Linked DNA regions of Homo sapiens: regions 1, 2, 3 and 5 are each linked to region 4. The links are chromatin contacts, found by Hi-C or POLR2A ChIA-PET in ENCODE. All regions are on one chromosome and are shown on one strand. The core of a region is the stretch at or near the end of the contact, and the rest is flanking DNA. Distances in the headings are between cores, read along the strand shown. Region 1 has its middle 21 kb from the start of DGCR6L. Region 2 has its middle 11 kb from the start of MIR1286. Region 3 holds the start of RTN4R (reticulon 4 receptor). Region 4 holds the start of DGCR8 (DGCR8 microprocessor complex subunit). Region 5 holds the start of DGCR6L (DiGeorge syndrome critical region gene 6 like).

Region 1 (2,700 bases), core at 83-2,582, 220 kb before region 4:
GGCTTCCCATTTTTCCCCAACAGTGTTCTCAGAGTGGCCGTGTCTGGGAAGCGGCTGGGTCCCGGGGATTGAACTCTGGGGTTCCAGGCTATGAGCCCTACACCAGGCTTCTCTTGTGTCAACATGAAGAATACTCCATTTTAAATTCCAAGTGATAACTCTGTATTCCCACAAGTGGTATATATCGTAAATATTAAAACGACCATTGTTTTTAGTTGGTAGACATCGAGAAGTAGGAAAATTCGCGATATCAGAAAGGGACTGCAGGAAACGCCTCCCTTCCTGGCTTCCCTTGCTCCAGGAGATGCTTGGGAGGCACCCGTTTCACGCCAGGAAACTCCGTAAAGGCTCCCGGGACGGGCAGAAGCCCCGCGCCCCGGCTGCACCCCGCGCACCTGCTCGTGGCGCGCCAGCAGCGCGGGCCAGGCGCAGAAGCGCAGCACCAGCAGGCTGCGCGCCAGCTCCCAGGTTCGCCAGCTGCAGTACGCCTCCTACGCGTTGCCGAAGTCCACGGCGGGCACCAGCGGCCGCACTGCCCTGGCCGACCCACGTCCTGGCACGGCCCCTGGGCCCGCGGCGGGCTGCTCGCTGGCGGCCGGCGCCGTGGACAGCGGCGCGAAGCGGGGAATGTAGGGGCGCAGCGCGGGCAAGACGCGCCGCAGAGCCATGGCGGGACGCCGGTACCCGCCCGGGCCGCTTAAGTATGCGCTATTGGTCCCGCCCCGCCCCTCCCCGCCCCGCATGCCCCCTAGCCGCGCTCTCTCCTTAGAAGTCCCACGCTCCGAGCCGCGCCCACTCCTCGGGAGACACCGCCCCATCCCAGGGGCCCCGCCCCTCCCTAGCATCTGCACCCGCTCCTCTTGAGGCCCCGCCCCGCCCGCCGTAGGGCCCACGCCTTCTCCACGTGAGTCCCTCGCCCCGCGCTCCAAGCAGCTCCCTTTCCTCAGCAGACGCCGGTCCACCCTACGACCCCAGCTCTCACCTCTGGAGAACCCATCCCGAAGTCCCAACCCCACCCCTGAGGCCCCGCCCCAACCCGAGGCCCGGCCGGCTCCGGTGGTCATACTCCAGAACACCAGCGCTTCTTCCTCAAGGGTTCTGGCACGCCCCAGGACCCACCGCCCCTTCTCCTCTTGAGGCCGCGCCCCGCGCTCCCAGCCGCGCCCGCTCCTCGAGAGGACCCGACCCGCCTTCCCAGCCGCGCCCGCTCCTCGGGAGGACCGGCTCCGCGCCCCCATTCCGTGGGAAGCCCTGCCTCACACTCCCAGTCTCGCCCTCTCCTCGGAAGGCCCCGCCCCGCGCTCCCAGCCGCGCCCTCTCCTCGGGAGGTTCCGCCCCGCGCGCTGCAGACCTCTGTGCGTCCACAGCAGGCCCCGCCCACCGGGCCGTGGCCACACCCCCGCGAGAGACCCGGTCCCCGGGGCTACCCGCCCTGAGCTCCGCCTTCCTCACAGGAGACCCGCCCCATTGGGAGCGGGACCCCTGACCAGGCTTGCGGTCTCCCCACCACACCGGGTTTCCCAGGTCCCCAGGCCAGCCAGGTGGGTCCGGAGCCCGCCGATCAGCGCAGCCGCACACCTGGGTTCCTCCCTGGTCCTTGAGCCGCGTGGACCCACAGCTGAGGCCGGATCGGCTGAGAATCCAGCCCTCAAAGTGGGTCCGCTTCTCCTCTGGTCTAAATGGGCGTATGGGAAGCCGTCCTCTCCCTCCCACCCCTCAGGCCTCTTAGGGGCTTGCCCCGCGCTCCTCTCCTGTCCTCCCAGTCCCACCGCCCACCCAAGGGCAAATGCGGACCACTAGGCCCCCTCGGAACCTGTGCAGCCCTGTGGTTCTTCCCTTCCCTTGCCACCCAACAAGAGTCCGCTGGCCACACCGCCTCCCCTGCAGGCCCGGCCTCAGTGCCGCCCGCCCGTGGGCCACCTCTAGAGCACCTACCCTCTCGCGGCCCCTTTGCCTCAATGCCCCTCCCAGATGTCACTTTCTTGGTGGAACCGCCCCTGGCGGCCTGCCGTAGTGCACCCCTCCCCATCACTCACCGCTGGGCCCCTCGTCACCTCACGATATTCCTGCACCCCACAGACGCTGGGTCTGGCTCCAGCCTCCTCCCACCTCACCCACCTGCTTCTCCCTGTGCACCTTGCACCTGCTGGAAAGAGCAGGAGGTACCTTGCACTCCCTGACCTGTTCTGCAATGTTGAAATTTGAGGCTGAATAATTTCCTTGTGGGAGCTGCCCTGTGCATTGCAGGTTGTGTATCAGCATCCCTGGCCTCCAGGAACCAGAGGCCTGTAGTACACACACACACAGACATACACAGTCGGGACAGCCGTAAATGTCTCCAGACATTGCCAGGTGCCCCTGGGGGACACCATCACCACCACTCGAGAGAGAGAGAGGCTTCCTGATGAATGGAGCAACAGTTTTTCTGCTCCTCTTCCTCCTGCCGGCACCACAGAGCAAAGGGGAGAGACAAAAGGAGTGGATGAATCCAGGCTCATTTTGCTGGAGAGAGGCTAGCCTCGGCAGCCGGCCATAGCCACCAGTCTCCCCTTCCTGAGGACCATCCCTCCTCCTGTGGCCCCTGTCCACACCTATCACGCCTTTCTCCCCAGCACCTGTCATGCCATCGGCTCTTCCTGAGCCCAGGCTGTTTGCATGCTGCTCTCAGGCACCTTTCCCTCCCCTGCATCCCACACCCTC
Region 2 (2,700 bases), core at 41-2,540, 160 kb before region 4:
CCAGGCTGTGCCTGGGCACTGGCATAGGCAGGGTTTTATTCAGTTTTTCTCCCAAGTGGCCCCTGTCATGCCTGAGAAGAGGCAGCTAAACTGCTGGATCTGGGCTAGTGCTCTCAGCTGAGGCTGGGGGCTCCTTGCAGTCAGAGCCAGGAAACCGAAGCCACCCATTTCCAAAGAGCCTTGAGCCCCACCTGAGTGACCCAACTGCAGTGGATGCTGGCGCCCTCAATGGCTTGTGGAAGGACAGCAGATCCTGCCTCAGCTTGCACACCTCCCAGGACAAGGAGTTCATTACCTCTGCTGGGCCCACTCCTAACTAAGAAGCAGGCACCTGTCGCCCTCAGGCCAGCTTCGGGGCTGACTGTCACCACCAGCTGCCCTCAGGGCTCTGCACCCTCCCCTCCAGGCCACAGTGGGGGCCTGTGCAGTGGCAGGGGTGGGGAGTTGGGCACAGTCCAACCAGACCTGAGGACGGGGTGAGAGGATCCGGAAGGAAGTGGACGAGTTTTAAGTTGGACTCAGCAGGATGCATGGACGCTCCCATGGGGTGGAGGCGGCAGGCAGGGCTCCCAGGCCTGAGCAGCCGGCACGGGGCGCCCGTCCCTGAGGTGGGGGCGCCGAGAGGAGCGGCCGCTTTGTCGAGGCCCAGGAGACATCTGGGCGGGGGTGTCGCGTGGGCTGTGCAGGCTGAGCTCAGCAGAGGGGCCCGGCTGGAGGACACATTTGGGAGTCGTGAGCACTTGGGTGATATTTACAGCCCAGGAAGAGATGAGCTCACCGGCCGGCCGCTGCTGACGAGGGGCCCGGAGTGGGCGGGGCGTTGGGCCAGGGCCCAGGGACTCAGCTCCTTCCTGCGCCGACCCCGGCACTCCCCAGCTCTGCCTGACCAGCCCCGGCCGGCTGGGCCCCTGAGGTCAGGTGCTGGACCAGGCAGGGGTTGGGGGTGGCAGCTGGTGTCCAGCCTTGATCACCCAGACCCCAGAGCAGGTGCAGAAAGCTAATTAAAGCTGCGTGAATCAGCCTTGAGGGTATCAAATCCTGGCCCCCACCCCATGCGGGCTGCTGGTCTACCACAGACTCTCCTGGCCCCGTCCAAAGATGCCTGGCCAGCCCCAGGGGGCCCTGTGGACCGAATCCTTCACAGCTCATGGGCCTGTCCCTGTGTTGCAGGCCTAGCCAGGGCAGCACCACCCAGCACAATTGGTGGAGGTGACAGCTGGGGCTGGGCTCACCACTAGGTGGCTGTAGCCGACCTGGGTGGGGGATAGGGGCAAGCAACCCTCAGATGTCGGGCCCAGGCTGGGCTGCTCCTGGGGATTCCTCTCAACCACCCCGACTCCACCCCTGCGGCCCTGGGGGCTGAGCTGCACCAGAGCTGCCCTGCACACCTGTCTGCCCAGGGCTGCAGGAGCAGCCCTGTCCTTGGATGGGAGCGCCTGCCCCCTGTTTATCTGGCTGCCCAGGGCTTTGCCTAGTAATTGGGAGAATTACTTTTTAATCCTTAAATTAGTTCTGAAATAATAGAAGCTGCCGAATGTTCAGCAGCCGATGGTAAACTAACATCCAGCGAGACTGAGAACATGCCGGAAACAAGTTGAGAGGGAGGCAAGTGTTTGTGGTGTGAGCTGGGGCCCGGGGCGGGCCACTGCGGCGGCGGCAGGGGTGGGGGCTCCTCACTGCCGGGCTGCCTGCAGCTCACAGCCTCCCTGGGGTGGTAGGGCACCTCACACTCACATCCCCGCAGGAAGACACTGCTAATGTCCCCAGGGCACAGATGAGGAAACGGAGGCCCAGAGACATGAAGCAACATGTCAGGCAGGATTGGGCCCGAGGCCACGCGGGAGCAGACCCTTCGCTGCCAACTGTGTTTGTGCTCCAGAGTGCTGCTCTGCTTCTCCATCCCAGTGCCCGGGGACATCACAAGACCCTGGGTGTCAATTCCCTCCACTGTGTCAGTCAGCCTAGGGATGTCACTCGGGGTGGCACCCTGAGCTGTGGCACCTCTGTGACTGAGGCAGCTCTGTGTCTGGTCAGCTGGCCTTTGGGCCGCCTCCAGCCACAGTGAGGAGGCCCAGCCCTCAACTCAATTTCCCCCACGTTGCCGGCCTGGTGGCCACCCTCATGCCCAGATTTCTCACTGGTGGCCTTGGCCTCTGTTCTGCCTGGACCCCAGCTGGCTCCTTTCCCACCCTGCTCTGGGCTAGGCCGCTCCGGAGCCCTGCCCTGCAGCCCAGCCCCTGTGTACACCACAGCCTGGGCTTGGCAGGGCTCCCCACATGAGGCCTGGGTGGGAAAAGTGCAATGGCCACTGTCAGCAAAGGGTGTATCTCAGCCCATCCCCCCCCACCCCGCCGGGCACAGCAGCTCAAGGATCCCATTATGCCAAGGCCTTGGAGAGTGGCTGCGATGGGCATGAGCCCAGTGGCCCCCGGAGCCCCACTCCTGTTGGGAGGGTGCATGTGTCGGGGCCCAGGGCTCCCCAGCAGCTGGCCTGACCCCAAAGTGCCAATCCCAGGTCTAGAGGAGGAGCCCCAAACTCCATGGAGGAGGCCGTGGGACTTCTCTGGTTGGTCAGGCTTCTCCAGGGCTGGGGCCTGGTGCTACTGTCTTTTCCTGGGGGAGGTGGGGCTCTGCCAGGGCACACCTCTCCGGAAGCCCCTTCCAGGTGCGTCGCACTCCCCACCTGCCTCTGTCTGCTGC
Region 3 (2,700 bases), core at 41-2,540, 190 kb before region 4:
GTGTGGCTGGGAATGGCATGCACTCCACAATGCCCTCATAAGCCTAGGCTGGGACAAGGGTGATAGGGATAAAGCAGGCCAAAGTGATGAGGGCCACAGAGCGGCAGCCAGAGGCATGTGGGCAGTGCAGCCTCCACACCAGGCAGAGGGCCCACCCAGCATGGCTCCACCCTGCGAAGCTGCCTGCCACTGGGATCAGATGGGAGCACCAGGGCTCTGGGAGGTCCTCACTTCCTCTGCACAAGGCAGGCAGGTCACCGGCCCTGCGCCCTGCTCATCTCCCTCAGGGCCACCTCCATGGCCAGGGGCAGGCAGAGGGCACAGGGGTGCCCAGTCACCAGGTCTCTCTGCTTCATATCAGTGGACCTGGGCTCTGAGGGGGGCCATCAAGGCATCAGGCTGGCCCACTCCGTCCTTGAGTCAGGGTCCTACAGACTGACACCAGGTGGGCCTGCAAGACCCTCATCTGCATGGTCCTCTCATGCAGGGTGGGCCTGGGGAGGACCCAGCCCGGCTGAGCTGACTCCCAGCACTTCTCCAGGTGCAGGGGCAGCCTGGCAGTTGTCTGAAGACCCCGGGATGCACTTAGGAGCTCATCGGTGAGGCCCGGTAGGTGCCCCGAGCAGAAGATTGAGAAGGGACACCTGCACCCCTGTGTGGTGTGTGCAGGGGCGTCACTGGATTCTCTGGCCCCATGCCTCACACCGCCCGTGGGGGGCTGGCTTGGTAGAGTGGGGGGATACTAAGCAGGTGACCTCGGAGAGCGTCTTCTGGGTTTGGAGCCCCCATTCCGCAGAAGGGAAGAGGTGGGGGACCCCTGCAGGGTTACGGGTAACATCAGGCCTAGGTCCCTTCTCTAGGATGGTGCAGAGAGGGCCACAAAGGCCCAGGAGGGCCCCCAGAACTCTCTTAAGCCCTGAGCCTGTTTCTTACTGAAAAATGGGGGCGATCGTGCTGCAGCAAGGGGCTTCTGTGCAGGGGGCGGGGGATTCATGGGTTTCGTGAGGCCAGGAAGGGAGTGGGTCAGGCAGAGGCCATTCCTAGGCCTCGGGACAAAGCCCTTGCCCGCTTGGGGACCGGGCCAGCCTAGGCCGCCACACCCTCGGGCCCGCGTCCCCGGCCGGCTCCGGCCCGGGCCGCCATCCCCTCCGCCGCCTGCAGGGGCCGCCGCCTCTTCAGGAATGCGCCGCCTTTGTCTGGGACCGCGCGGCGCCGGTGCACCGGGCGGGCTGAGCGCCTCCTGCGGCCCGGCCTGCGCGCCCCGGCCCGCCGCGCCGCCCACGCCCCAACCCCCGCGCCGCCGCCGCCCTCGCCCTGTGCGCCCTGCGCGCCCTGCGCACCCGCGGCCCGAGCCCAGCCAGAGCCGGGCGGAGCGGAGCGCGCCGAGCCTCGTCCCGCGGCCGGGCCGGGGCCGGGCCGTAGCGGCGGCGCCTGGATGCGGACCCGGCCGCGGGGAGACGGGCGCCCGCCCCGAAACGACTTTCAGTCCCCGACGCGCCCCGCCCAACCCCTACGATGAAGAGGGCGTCCGCTGGAGGTGAGTGTCCGCGCTGCACCCGAGCCCGGCCGGCGGCGGGGCGCGGAGGGGGGCGGCTCGCCCCCTCCCCGGAGCCGCAGGGCCCGTCCCGGGCTGCCGAGGCGAGGGAAGCGTAGCCGGGCGGCAGGGAAAGCCACCGCAGTGCCGCGCCAGGCTGGGGCCGCTGGCGCCCCGGCCCCGGGAGGGCGGAGCCGGAGGCGGCAGGAAAAGTTGCCGCTTCCCGGGAAAGTTGACGGCTTCGGCAGGGCCGAGGGTGGCGGTCCGAGGGTCCCCGATGCTGGGCCAAGTCGAGGGCGGGGGCCGTGGGCTGGAAGGGCGGGGCCCGGCCTCGGAGCGCCCCGGCCACCAAGGGGTTAACGAGCGGGTTTTTGCAGAAACGTGGGTACCGAGGGTGGGTGGGGGTGTCGGGCCGCCTCCACCCCAGCCTCACGGTCTGGGCTCAGAACCTCCCGTTTCTCCGAGGTCAGTCCACAGTGGGATGAATGGGGGCGTTGGCGGCAGTAGAGGGCGTGGGGGACAGGGTTGTCCCAGCGCTGCCTCCAGGGCGGGCGGTGAGAGGAGGCAGCAACGCCCGCCATCTGCAGCCCGAGGGACATTGAGAGGCTTGGCTGGGGGAATCAGGGGCGGTGGGGCAATCAGCAACCCCTCCCTAGCAGCCCTCGTGGGACTCCCCCGCCCCACCGGCTGTGAGGTCCCGCGGTGCGGGCAAGGGAGGGTGGGCTCCATGTGAGTTGGGCATGCCCCGCCTGGAGGGTGCTCCCCAGGTGCCCACCCAGGCTGCCCTGCTGATGTCCATGGTGCCGCAGGCTGCACACACGTTTCCTTGCACGTGCACTTGTCTACACGGACTGCACACTTGCACACCTCTGGTGCACATGCAAGCCAACGCCGCCCCAGTGTGCACATGCACAAACACTGGGTGCACACACGGACTCTGAGGGTGCATATCTGTGTCCTCGCCCCCGCCTGCACACCCACGGCCACACATGCATGCACGCGGCATGCCTGCTGTGGTCTCCACGGGTGGCACATGCTGGGGCCCCTTTCGCAATAACCACTCCCGCACCCACATGCTCGTCTGTTGAGTGGGGAGGCCAGGCCCACAGACAGGGGCAAGACATCCTGGGCCCCACCTCTGCCTGCCTGCCTCCGTGTCCTGGGGG
Region 4 (2,700 bases), core at 146-2,645:
GACATCACAAAGGAGAGGGCTACAACAAGAGAGTCTAAGACTGGGCAAGCCAGCCAGAAGCACATTTCCTACCCCAAGGTCACGGTGAGACTACAAAACAACCCCTGGGAAGTGCTCCACACAGCGCCTGGCCGCAAAGGGCTCAAAGGGGAGCTCTCTGCCCGTAGGCCTCCCCACTGCTCCAGCTGACCAAACACCGCATGCAAACCCTGCCTTGCCAACAGGACTATCGGACAGGAACGGGCTCACGGCAAGCTCCCCTGGACCCTTGGCACGGGGAGAAAACCCGTACACTTGGACAGCACCCTTCCTCCTAGCCCACTTGCTGTGTTGGCTAACAGAGGCACTGGCTGTGACGGGCCAGCACCAGTGCCAGCGCCATGGAGGCTGCCTTTTGGTCAAGTCTCTCCCGCTGCAGCCTCCCGCCCAACCCAGCGGCAGTATGACCTCATCCGTTCCTTTTGTCATCCTCCAACAGGCCTCATATCCCGCACTTAGAGGCAACACTGGGTACCCCGGGCTGGCCATTCACTCCCTTTTGTGAGTGAAGGCCTGCAGCAGGGTTTGGGCCACTCCCACAGCTGGGAGTCTAGTCTGGCCAGGAAACAGTGGATCCTCGCCTGGTGGTTGGCCTCGAACAGTCGACAGCCAAAGACAGGACTGCCGTGCAGGAACAAGGTACATGCAAGCATGCAAAAAGGCAAATCAGACTCCTGCCACAAGAAACCCAAGTCCATCGGTTGACACCAGACAGGCATCACTGTCAACAGGTTGCCACCTTCCATTTATTTCCGCCATGCTCATTGTTACAATAAAACCGTATCCCAATTATCTACGTGACACTCAACCCGTGAGCATTCTGTGGACAAAAAGACTTAGGCGACTTCTTGGATTTCCCAAACTGTGTTAAAGCCGGCAGGGTCCCAGGCGAGCACTGGCCCTGTCCACACCTTTCCCGCCTGAAGGCGATGCTAGGCTTCGGGCCCTCCGGGAGAGGAGCCTCTTTACCCGGGCGGACAGCGACGAGAGTCGGCAACGCCTGGGCCCGGGGCCCGCCCCCCAGCCCCGGAGGCGTCCCCACCCCGCGCTCTCCACCGCCCGCGGCCATGTTGCCTCACAAAGGCCGGGCTCCGCGCCCCCGCCCCGCCCGCGGCCTCGGTCCCGGAGGGAGGCGGGAGGGAAGGGCGCGCCCTCGCGCAGGCCGCGGCGCCCGCCCAACCGCCCGCGGGCGCCCCTCGCGCCCCGCACCTACCTGAGGCGCCCGCGGGCTGCCCAAGCCGCCCGCAGCCAAACCACAGCCGGGAAAGCCTCACCGACCGACCGCCGCAGCCATCTGGAAAGCCTGTCCAGGCTCTCCGGTCGCCGGCACCCGCCTGCCGCGCCGGGCGAGCGGAGGGCGGGCCTTCGCGGCGTGCGGCCAATCCCCGCGCGCGGCCGCCCCGCATTGGGGGAGCCGCAGAGCGCGCTGCGGAGGCCGCCAATCGGCGGCGCGTAGCGCGTGTGTCCGCCGCGCGCGGCCCAATAGCGCGGCCGCGCGGGAGGGACCAGGCGCCCAGGCCGCGGTCGCGCTAACAGTCGCTGCCCAGGCGGGGCTCGCTGGACTGAGGGCGGCGGCCGCGAGGAGCGCCGGGAACGGGAAGCACCGGGAATGCCGGGAGCAGGGGAGCGCGGGAAGCTCGGGGAGCGCGGGGAATGCCGGGAACAGGGAGCGCGGAGTACGCCGGGAGCGGACACGCAGACGGGCCACCTTCGGTGGACACTGCAGAAGAGACCGTGCACACACAGGCGTTACACAACCCTGTTAAAAGCATCACTGTATCAGACATCATCATTTATAAAGAACGCGTGTGCTCAACTGTCTGGCGCTGTCCCCTTTGCTAATACAGGATTTCCAAAACAGGGAGGGTTCGGCCGGGCACGGTGGTTCGGCCGGGCACGGTGGCTTGCGCCTGTAATCCCAGAGTTTTGGGAGGTCGAGTCAGGAGGATTACTTGAGCCCAGGAGTTCGAGACCAGCCTGGCTAACATAGTGAGAGCCCAGTATCTACAAATTTTCTTTCTTTTTTTTTTTTTTTTTGAGGCGGTGTCTCGCTTTGTCTCCCAGGCTGGGGTGCAGTGGCGCGATCTCAGCTCACTGCAACCTTTGCCTCCCGGATTCAAGCGATTCTCCTGGCTCACCCACCCGAGTAACTGGGATTACAGGCGCCCACCACCACGCCCGGCTAATTTTTATATTTTTGGTAGAGACGGGGTTTCACCATGTTGGCCAGGCTGGTATCAAACTCCTGGCCTCAATTGATCTGCCCGCCTCGGCCTCCCAAAGTGCTGGGATTACAGGCATGAGCCACCGCGCCGGGCCCAAAATTATTTTTAATTAGCCGCGTGGTGGCGGGCGCCTGTGGTCCGAGCTACTCGGGAGGCTGAGGTGGAAGGATCACCTGAGTCCAGGAGTTCCAGGCTGCAGTGATCCGAGATAGCACCACTTTCACTCTAGCCTGGGCGGCAGAGTGAGACTCCGTCTCAAAAAAAAAAAAAAAAAAAAGGAAAACGAGGGTCTGAGTAAGTGAGGGTACAGCTCTTCCTTAGACTAGCTTTCCTGTCAATAAATGTGGAAGGAATAGTGGAAATAGAAAAATTTTCCACTGGGTAGCCACCCCAATAATAGCTGCTGTAGACGAAAATCTTGAGTGATAAAAATAGT
Region 5 (2,700 bases), core at 201-2,700, 240 kb before region 4:
GGGCTGCCCTATATCCTCCCAGTCTCCACACAGACACTCTTCATGGACTGGGGGACTGAGGGCAGGGACACTGGTGAAACAGGCAGGCGTCTTCACCCAGCTAATCATCCCACTCACCACCTCCGGGGGAGGTGACAGTGACCAAGCCCAGCCCCAGCTGGCTCCTGGTCACTCACTACAGACTCAGCTCCCACAATCTCGAGTCCCACCTCCAGCTCCTGCCATTCTGAGGGACCTGGAGGCCAGGGTGCCCGGCGCATGACCAGCTCTGGGTTGTGGACCGCCCTCCACGGCAGTGGCCTGAGCGCTTGTCATTATTCACTTTATTCATGCCTGGTTTCTGTCTGGAAGGGACCACAAGGACATGGCGTGCAGGGGAGCCAATCCTGCCAGGGACTGAGGAAACAGATCCTGGAGAAAACCAGACACTTTGCTGGCACTTCAGGGGGACCCCAGTTGGTTGGCTCAACGCCCCCTCTTCCCCATAGCCAATTACTAACCAATGTTCTCTCTGGAAACCAGTCATAATTCCTAACCTGGTCAAAGCAGGGTCATCTCACACAGCCCAGCCACCCAGCAGGCAGCTAAAGAGTGCCTGATGAAATGCAAGTCTGATCGTGTCTGCGTCCCCAAGCCCTTCCGTGCCCCCTGCTGCTCTATGGACAAGCCCCCAGCAGCCTCTGTAATGCACAGCACCCGCCCTTGTCTCCTGTGCTGGCTTCCGCAGCCTGGCCACACTGGTCCTCTCGCCCACCCACCTGACCTGACTCTGGCAGGGCCTTTGCAGGAGCCATTCCTCCACCCGAGCCCCTCCTATTAAAGCCTGTTCCTAGACGGTTCAGCCCCAGCCACCAGAAGCCCCCCAGCCCCGGCCCAGCAGCTGGCCTGTGGAGCGGGGAGAGCGCAGTCTGGGCTCACGGGCTGGGGGCCACGGAGGCCCAGATGGGGACTCTGGCTCCGACTGTCCTGACCCAGAGGCTCTAGGGCGGTCCTGTCTGTCTCACCCCGGGGGCGGGGAGGACGCAGACAGACCCCAGCGCCACTGCTCGGCCGCGGATGGTGCCTTAGACCCAGGTCCTGTGGGCTCTGGCCCGAGACCCCTGCCTCTGGGGAGGCCGGTGACCGGGACAGTCCACCTCGCAGGCGCGCCGGCGCGGAGCCCGGACCTCGGCCCGCAATGACTCAGCAAGGGCCGGTGGGATTCTCCGTGGTCCTGCGATATCCAGACGGCGGAGTCTCGCCTTTAATGTCGCGCGGGGAGCAGGCAGGTGCGAGCCTGGGCTGAGCAAAACCCTCCTTGGAGTCTCCGCAGAGGAGCGGGGCGCGCCTCCTGAATAAGCAGGCGGCGGGGCGCGGGGCAGGGCGGGGCAGGCGGCCAGGCCCTCTCGGGACTGTCGTAAAAGGGGGCGGAGCGCGCCGCGCGTGGGACAATCGTAAAAGGGGCGGGACGCGCCGCGCTCGGGATGTCGTGAAGCTGGGGGAGCTCGTCGCCGCCGCCGGCGGCTAGCGGGCGTCCGCGCCATGGAGCGCTACGCGGCCGCCTTGGAGGAGGTGGCGGACGGTGCCCGGCAGCAGGAGCGACACTACCAGTTGCTGTCGGCGCTACAGAGCCTGGTGAAGGAGTTGCCCAGGTACGCAGGCGGGGCGGGCGGAGGCCTGCGGAGGCGGCTTCGTTTCCCGCCGGGGCTCACCGCGCCCCCCTACCCGCAGCTCTTTCCAGCAGCGCCTGTCCTACACCACGCTCAGCGACCTGGCCCTGGCGCTTCTCGACGGCACCGTGTTCGAAATCGTGCAGGGGCTACTGGAGATCCAGCACCTCACCGAAAAGAGCCTGTACAACCAGCGCCTGCGCCTACAGAACGAGCACCGAGGTGCGCGGGGGCAGCGGGATGAGGTGCCGCCTCCTCCGGGTCGGCGCCTCCGGGCAGCTCTTGGTATCTGTGCAGATCAGCTCCTTCCTTGGAAGTGTTCGGAAGAGGTCTCTAAGATTGACAAAATCAACGGGCGCAGAGACTGAGACAGCGCCTTTTTGGTGATCAGTGGGTCCAACCAGTTTTGTTTTCAGTTGCGCAGCACCCACCTTCTTAGCAGAAACTCCCTGTTCGGGCTTCCCTGTGCCCCACGCGCTTCCAGACAGGATGGCCCTAGGCCTCGGTGCCTGATTGGCCTGCAGGCAGACTCTGGTGGTGGCGCTGACTGCAGCAGCATTGCCCCTCAGTAGTTGGAAGTCTGTTGACAGTTGTGCAGCAAGCGTCTTTCAGGGTCAGTTCCCTCTCAGGCCTCGCAGGGCCTCATTCCAGTTGCACATCAAATTCCTAAGCACTGTCTCCTGTGGCGCCCTCCCAAACCCGAAGAGCTTCCCACTTGAGCCAGGCCTGCTTGGTGGGCTTGGGAGCCCTTTCCTGCAAATTATATAGGGCAGGTCCCCCTGCACCATCAGTTTCCACCTTTGTTATTTTTCCCAAACTTCTTATTTTAGAAGTTAAAACATTTAGAAAAGCTGAAAAGATAGTATAGTGCATACGCTTGTGCTCTTCACTAAAGTTCAATAGTTAACGTTTTGCTCTAGTTCTTGACATCCCAAAATATATACATGTGACAGCATAGCATTCACCAAGAGTCTTCAGCATTCCTGGAGACCAGGATTTTCAACCCAGCCATGCTGACATTTGTGGCTGGGTAAGTCTTTTTGGTGAGATG

What was found. A loop is a pair of places that touch in the nucleus more often than their neighbours do. ChIA-PET counts read pairs that join two places held with the same protein, here RNA polymerase II (POLR2A). Pooled maps may share reads with other maps.
Region 1: a loop to region 4 is called in a map of CD8-positive, alpha-beta T cell, with 17 times the contacts of the local background. The contact joins the enhancer-like site here to the promoter of DGCR8 in region 4. A Hi-C loop is called at or near these places in 2 of 168 maps with a recorded cell type or tissue (B cell and CD8-positive, alpha-beta T cell) and 7 of 50 pooled maps. POLR2A ChIA-PET finds 5 or more read pairs at or near these places in 2 of 52 experiments (AG04449 and activated CD4-positive, alpha-beta T cell).
Region 2: a loop to region 4 is called in a map with no recorded cell type, with 10 times the contacts of the local background. The contact joins the enhancer-like site here to the promoter of DGCR8 in region 4. A Hi-C loop is called at or near these places in 1 of 37 single-sample maps with no recorded cell type and 6 of 50 pooled maps. POLR2A ChIA-PET finds 5 or more read pairs at or near these places in 1 of 52 experiments (H1).
Region 3: a pooled map shows a loop between it and region 4 (14-fold over the local background). The contact joins the promoter of RTN4R here to the promoter of DGCR8 in region 4. A Hi-C loop is called at or near these places in 4 of 50 pooled maps.
Region 5: a loop to region 4 is called in a map of cardiac septum, with 7 times the contacts of the local background. The contact joins the promoter of DGCR6L here to the promoter of DGCR8 in region 4. A Hi-C loop is called at or near these places in 1 of 168 maps with a recorded cell type or tissue (cardiac septum) and 8 of 50 pooled maps.

The regions. Positions count from the first base shown.
Region 1 is chr22:20,297,728-20,300,427 of GRCh38, reverse strand. It overlaps the pseudogene PRODHLP. Among named protein-coding and RNA genes, the nearest start is that of DGCR6L, 21 kb to the left of the region's middle. RefSeq lists silencers at 437-746, 817-956, 977-1,156, 1,197-1,466 and an enhancer at 1,920-2,421. Within about 2 kb of position 1,332, at least 5 of the 41 ENCODE cell types and tissues checked have a DNase peak (open chromatin) inside an H3K27ac peak, as active enhancers do.
Region 2 is chr22:20,237,266-20,239,965 of GRCh38, reverse strand. No RefSeq gene overlaps it. Among named protein-coding and RNA genes, the nearest start is that of MIR1286, 11 kb to the left of the region's middle. RefSeq lists silencers at 855-914, 1,126-1,420, 1,605-1,754 and an enhancer at 1,404-1,996. Within about 2 kb of position 1,290, at least 19 of the 41 ENCODE cell types and tissues checked have a DNase peak (open chromatin) inside an H3K27ac peak, as active enhancers do.
Region 3 is chr22:20,266,908-20,269,607 of GRCh38, reverse strand. RTN4R (reticulon 4 receptor) reads left to right here and starts at 1,290. Exons shown (of 2, transcript NM_023004.6): 1 at 1,290-1,537. The coding sequence starts at 1,516. RefSeq lists silencers at 1,027-1,086, 1,137-1,296, 1,387-1,546 and an enhancer at 1,758-2,446.
Region 4 is chr22:20,078,936-20,081,635 of GRCh38, reverse strand. DGCR8 (DGCR8 microprocessor complex subunit) reads right to left here and starts at 1,395. Exons shown (of 14, transcript NM_022720.7): 1 at 1,253-1,395. RefSeq lists an enhancer at 577-636 and a silencer at 897-1,516.
Region 5 is chr22:20,318,810-20,321,509 of GRCh38, reverse strand. It overlaps DGCR6L (DiGeorge syndrome critical region gene 6 like), which reads left to right and starts at 1,450. Exons shown (of 5, transcript NM_033257.4): 1 at 1,450-1,631; 2 at 1,711-1,871. The coding sequence starts at 1,522. RefSeq lists silencers at 1,044-1,093, 1,284-1,413, 1,544-1,773, 1,810-2,104 and an enhancer at 377-1,164.